2 separate regions of the Homo sapiens genome follow, and region 2 is linked to region 1. A link is a loop called in an ENCODE intact Hi-C map of the cell type or tissue named here. Cell type or tissue: CD4-positive, alpha-beta T cell. All regions are shown on one strand. Links, peaks and the distances in the headings refer to the core of each region. The heading gives the core; the rest is flanking DNA.

What was found. A loop is a pair of places that touch in the nucleus more often than their neighbours do. Peaks named below come from ENCODE experiments on the same cell type or tissue, not always from the same donor. Only the 100,000 strongest peaks of a DNase experiment are listed, where the experiment ranks them.
Region 2: a loop joins it to region 1, with 2.1 times the contacts of the local background. A loop is called at or near these places in 24 of 110 quality-filtered maps.

Annotation. Positions count from the first base shown.
Region 1 is chr2:161,990,694-161,993,619 of GRCh38, forward strand. It overlaps DPP4 (dipeptidyl peptidase 4), which reads right to left. Exons shown (of 26, transcript NM_001935.4): 26 at 1,552-2,691. The coding sequence ends at 2,590. Among named protein-coding and RNA genes, the nearest start is that of DPP4, 82 kb to the right of the region's middle. In CD4-positive, alpha-beta T cell, for the core only: no CTCF peak of the experiment used is centred there; a DNase peak (open chromatin) is centred at 1,988; H3K4me3 peaks cover 569 bases; H3K27ac peaks cover 1,599 bases.
Region 2 is chr2:162,299,787-162,302,712 of GRCh38, forward strand. All of the region lies in intron 3 of IFIH1 (interferon induced with helicase C domain 1), which reads right to left. Among named protein-coding and RNA genes, the nearest start is that of IFIH1, 17 kb to the right of the region's middle. In CD4-positive, alpha-beta T cell, for the core only: CTCF peaks have their summits at 1,591 (motif pointing left) and 1,790; a DNase peak (open chromatin) is centred at 1,585.

The DNA.
Region 1 (2,926 bases), core at 427-2,926:
TAATTTGCTTTTATGACTATTAATGCTGTCCAGGATGTGAACATATATTACTACCGCTTCTTGATATACAATTCTGCAAAGATTGATCCAGCTACTCACAATGATTGAACTGTATTAAGAAACAGAATTTTGACAAGAAGAGTCCTACAGATTGGAAGGTCAGTTTGTGGTTCCAATGGAGGAGTGGGAGTTGAGATTTAATTAAGGTGAAGTGACTCAATGGCATGCTCTGAAGCTGTAGTTGAAGATGGATTTCACAATCCTCTGTCCATTCCTATGCATGACTCACCAGTCTCATGTTCAATTGGTAGATTTTTTTTTCCATTTCTTCCATTTTTAGGTTTTTATGCTGTAGCTCACCCTGTCTGGGAAAACTTTGTCTAGCAAATGGTCTGAAGCTAAGTTTAAACTCATAAAGTCAAATTTTTAAAAATGAGGCTGTTTTGCAAATAATTGAAAAAAATGATGTTTTCTGTTATCTGGATATTGCTTTGCTAGGCCAAATTCAGCATTTAAAATTATTGCTTTCGGTCAGATGTGGTGGCTCACGCCTGTAATCCTAGCACTTTGGAAGGCCAAGGCGGGCGGATCACCTGAGGTTAAGAGTTCGTGACCAGCCTAGCCAACAGGACAAAAACCCATCTCTACTAAAAATACAAAAATTAGCCAGGCATGGTGGCACGCACCTGTAATCCCAGCTACTTGGGAGGCTGAGACAGAAGAATCGTTTGAACCCAGGAGCCGAGATCATGCCACTGCACTCCAGCCTGGGCAACAGAGCAAGACTCTGTCTCGGAAAAAAAAAAAATTTATGCTTTCTTTTTTTCTTTTTTTTTTTTTTTTTGAGACGGAGTCTCATTCTGTAGCCCAGGCTGGAGTACAGTGGTGTGATCTCGGCTCACTGCAACTTCCGCCTCCCGGGTTCACACCATTCTCCTGCCTCAGTGTCCCCAGTAGGTGGGACTACAGGCGCCCGCCACGATGCCTAGCTAATTTTTTGTATTTTTAGTAGAGATGGGGTTTCACTGTGTTAGCCAGGATGATCTCGATCTCCTGACCTCGTGATCTGCCTGCCTCAGCCTCCCAAAGGGCTGAGATTACAGGCGTGAGCCACCATGCCTGGCCACTTTCATTTTTATAGTAATGTCAACCACAAATAGTCAACCACTTAAATAATTGACTACTTCTACTGAGCCATAAGAACTGCCAGAATGATATTTCTGATCTTATTCGTTCTTATATAAGCCTCATCATAGTTCCCTGGAATAAAATTATAAATTGTGTATGATATAAGTAACTAAAATTAGTTTAAGTTGATTTCTCAAAAGCTGTATGTATTTATGATAAGAGAAATTGCACATTATTAGGCAAAAACCTATGAACTGTTTAGCTTAACACATTTTTATATATCTAATTTTTTTACCAAAGCTGAACTCTTTCCATGTTTACAAGGTAGTCTGGGATTACTAACAAAATAAACAAGAGCCTTTCTAGATAAATGTGTCCATATGCCAGTGCGGTTTAGGTCTTATTCAAGACACAAGTCATTACTTCTGAAAAAATGAAGGCACATTTATTAAATGACTGGGAGAAATTCCATAGTATGTAGAATGGGAATAATAATACATAACATTGTATTTTATGTTCCATTTTTTAAAATGAGTCCAAGGAAGTTAAAATATTCTTTTAATTAAGACACTCAAAGAAATGAAATAAGAAAAATTGATGCAAGGACTCCTTCAAGTTAAGATTTGTGATACAAATATTTTCATCTTTTAACAGGGCAAGCTGATGTGTTCACATCTCAGTTTCAAGCTGCCTCTTTCACTAGGAACATCAGTATTTTTTTTTAAAAGCACATTTACAATGCTTTCCCATCACCCTTGCTGTGTTTTTGTAGCACCTATAGCCATAACTGGCACCTGGGGGCCTGCGTTGCTGGCAGTTTCCCTTACATTTCTTTGGAGTCTTTTCAACTGCTGTGGTTTTACTTAGAAGTCAGTGCTTTGCATATTTGATTTCCTGAGACTGTTTGAATAGTCTTTCTCAGAAAACTGTGCCAGTCTGGCTGTGAACAGCTCTTCTCCGAGGGGAGCTGACAGTAGCCTGCTCGTGTTGGTATGCTTGGACTTGGGTTCCCAGCCATGCCCTGCTATCTTCTCTCCCTAATCCCTCTTATCCTGTCCCTGCCCTAGTGACATCACTGCCCACATCTTGCCATCCCTTTAAAGAAGAGAACAACATTTGAACCAGTCCAGTTAGAAAAAGATTAAAATCCTGCTCAGGGAATCTATGCAAAGCCTCCATAAAAACAATTCCTATTTGTTGTTTCAGCAGCTGATGCAGAAATGATTTTAAACAATAAAACCCGACCGGATAATTCAAACTTCTGTAAGGTAATAATCTGTTGTGAAGACAGAAGTCCCTACTTAAGATGATAGGTATGAAATTTGGGAACAAAGGTAACCTTAAGTTTCTTGATTTGAGTGTGTATTTTAAAGATCATCATCATCTTGACAGTGCAGTTTTGAGATAATGAAAACAAAAATGAGTTTTAATAAGCTTTAAATGGCATGGTATTTTGAGGTGCTAAGGTAAAGAGAAACATTGTTTTATGAAGTGGCTCATGTGGGTATATATATGTTGGTGTGCTGTGCTGCTAGCTATTCCATGGTCTTCATCAGTATACCACTAGAGAGAGAAAGAAAAGAAGTTAGAATTAGGAAGTCAGTACTCTTCTTAAAAAAAAAAATACGTAAATTCAAATGAGCTCTCACGAGCATACATGGTATAAAACAGAGTGTTTTAATTCCTGAGGCAGTTTATAAACTGAAACGGGGTCAAAGAGGGGGTCTAATTTTCCCCCAGAGCTTTTCCAGGGCACGTTGTTCTGTCCTGCAGAAGTCTCTGATCCTCTTTTGCAGGT
Region 2 (2,926 bases), core at 145-2,644, 310 kb after region 1:
TAACTTTCACTGATCTTAGAAGTCTTAAATCCTACCGCCCTCCTCCACAAATGCTCCTCTCTCATCAGACTGTTCCTCTGAACACATTTTGAGCTCTCTTGTGCTTGTGCTTTTGCTCATGATGCCTCTGAAACCTGAAATGTTGCCTGCCACTTCTATTTACAAATCCAGCATAGTGCTCTCAAGGCTCAGATGAAATATCTGATATTCCTCATCTGGTAAGCTTTCTCTCGTCAGTCTTCCTTCTTTTACAGATCTTCTCTCTTCATCCTGTAATATAGATCTTGCATCTCTTTTACCATGGCTAGATTACAGTTTCTTTGTGGAGGCATGTCACTTGTTTTCCTTCATTAGAGTATAAACTTTTTGAGAGTGAACGCAATTCCTCAGTGCTTGGTTCTCTCAATGATACTGTATTATCTGACCAACTCACCTCCTTCTTCCTATTTCTCTGGCTTCTGACCTCATTCACATCCTAAAATTGTGAAGGGAAGATCTGATAGTCAAAATTAAAATCACTGCTTTTGTTAAAACTCTGCTAAAAAAACAGCTTTATGTTTGTAGTCATAAACAGATATCATGAAAATAAATCCAACATGTATTAACTGCACACTGGGGAGATTTCTTTCTGTCTTTCTGTCATAATATTTATGTCCCCATTCCTGAGGTATGAATGGTAATCCTCCTAGGACTATTATGCAACTGTAAGCCATATAACTGACCCAGATACCTCATGCTAGGTTTCAAATAAAATACAAACTTACATAATCCTTTAACAAGTACCAATATCAGTGTCAGCATCAGCATCTCTCTCTTTCTCTCAGCTCAAATTAATATGTGTCTTTTGGATTGCCTCAGTAGTACTGCTAGTTCTCAATAATTAATGATAACTAAGTTTAGAAAAATTAAAAAGTAAAGGAGTGCTCTTACTTCAAACCAGTCCTGATATAGCATGAATGATTCTGAAACAGTCTTATTGTAAACTACTGTATCAATTATTTTTTTCCACTTAGGTTTCAAATGCTATGGTTTTATTTCTAGAGATTCTAAAAATCTCTAGATTTCTAGAGGTTAGTGCTACAGAACATTATTCTGGTCCTCAAGTGCAAGGATAAATTTTGTGGCACTTTTACAGAAATTAGTATAGACCAAATCTAAGATTGGACTTTAGTCTATAAAAAGGCAAAACAAAACAACAACAAAAAAAGTGCTATAACAGATTGGACCAGGGAGAAGAAGGCTGTTTTGTAAAGGTCAATTTTTAAACCCCTCCTACAGAACATGATCTATGCAAAATATATCCACAATATATTCCAAAGCATAATGTCACCGGATAAACCTAAGGAGTGGAACATATGGGGAAATATGAGAAAGAAGGTATTAAAGTCTGAAAACAAGCAGGTTGGTAAGCTCATTAGCTGGGGTGGAATTTTAAAATCTTCACGTGAACGAATATATAAATCAAAATATACACATGCAATCACAGTCATGCGCACTGTATATTCACACATGGCACACTCTACAGTTACATTATAATCTTTCACGCTGAAACAGTGAAATTCCATTGGCTTTATAAATGTAAAGGCGCCCTCTGCTGGCCAATCTGAGGCATTTGCATTTTCTAGTTTTCACAATAGGGCAGCTGTAACACAATGATTAAAGAAGTTTGGGGGGATTTTCTGCTCCATTCTGCATAAAAGTTTATACCAAATGCAATAAAGTTGACTTAGTTTTAAATGTCACTTAATTTCCTTTGATTTTATTGTAATGCATTAATTCCTAAAATAGTATAATGAAAAAAGGTTAATGTGAAGTAACTATTCACTTGTTTTGACAAAGCAGCAGTAGCAGACAAAGACTGACTGCACAACTAATTTAACTGTTCGCTTTTAGAAGTAAAATATTTGCTATATAGAAGTCAATTATTTGCTATAATTAAAATGCTTTTAATAGAAAATGAAAGCAGGCTTAGTGTCTCTCTGATGTTTCCTAGGGAAATCTGATCTAGAGAAACACCAAAGTTTTGCAGTTATCTTTTGTTATAAGACGACCAGTGACTTCAGAAAGCAGAACTATAGCATCCAGCATTAAATTGCCATTAATAGTCTGAGAACTGTTCAAATTTTGTTTAGAAATTGTTTTGGTAATTTGGAAAAGGGCAAATAAAAAATTGATATATCAATTACTAACCACTTTTTTAATGAGAAGCAATTGATTTGTAAACATAGGTGGGAGGAGGAAAAAGGACACATATCAACCCGCAAGTTTGGAGATATGATGAAATCACTCTCTAGAACAATCCACTAGAGAACTCTGATATGTCACCTCTAGTGCCAAAGGGATATGTGTTTAAAATTAGTTTCAAGGTGGGCCACTGTTACTGATGGTAGTGTGTCTTATCCATCAGATGTGTTAAGGGGTAAAAGGTGCTAAAACACACACACACACATAATCTTTGCATTAAAGCTATAAATAATTAATATTTGCATGCACTAAGACTACTATGCACTGAGAAAATATTTGATAAACTGGTTCAGAAATAATAATTATAAATATCTTAATTTAAAATTACAAATAATTTGAGTCTTTTCTTTATACACATAAAAATCATATTTACAGACTTTGTGACAAGTTTTTTTCAGTGCTATCTTGGCAACTATTTGAAACTTTAACCTAATATAATGGAATTCAAAATAAAGACTAAACATTATCAATATCAAGAAGATACACAAAACAAAACTACACAAATGCATATTAGAAGCTATGGAGCACTTTCACATTTACCTTGATTGTTACTTCTGTCAGAAAATGCCTATGCAGGCAAAACCCTTCCATAGTAAATTCTGCAACAAAAACTTCAATCAAAAGAACTCAATAATTTCTCTGGACTAATGGTACTTTATAAGTTATTAATATCAGTAATTCT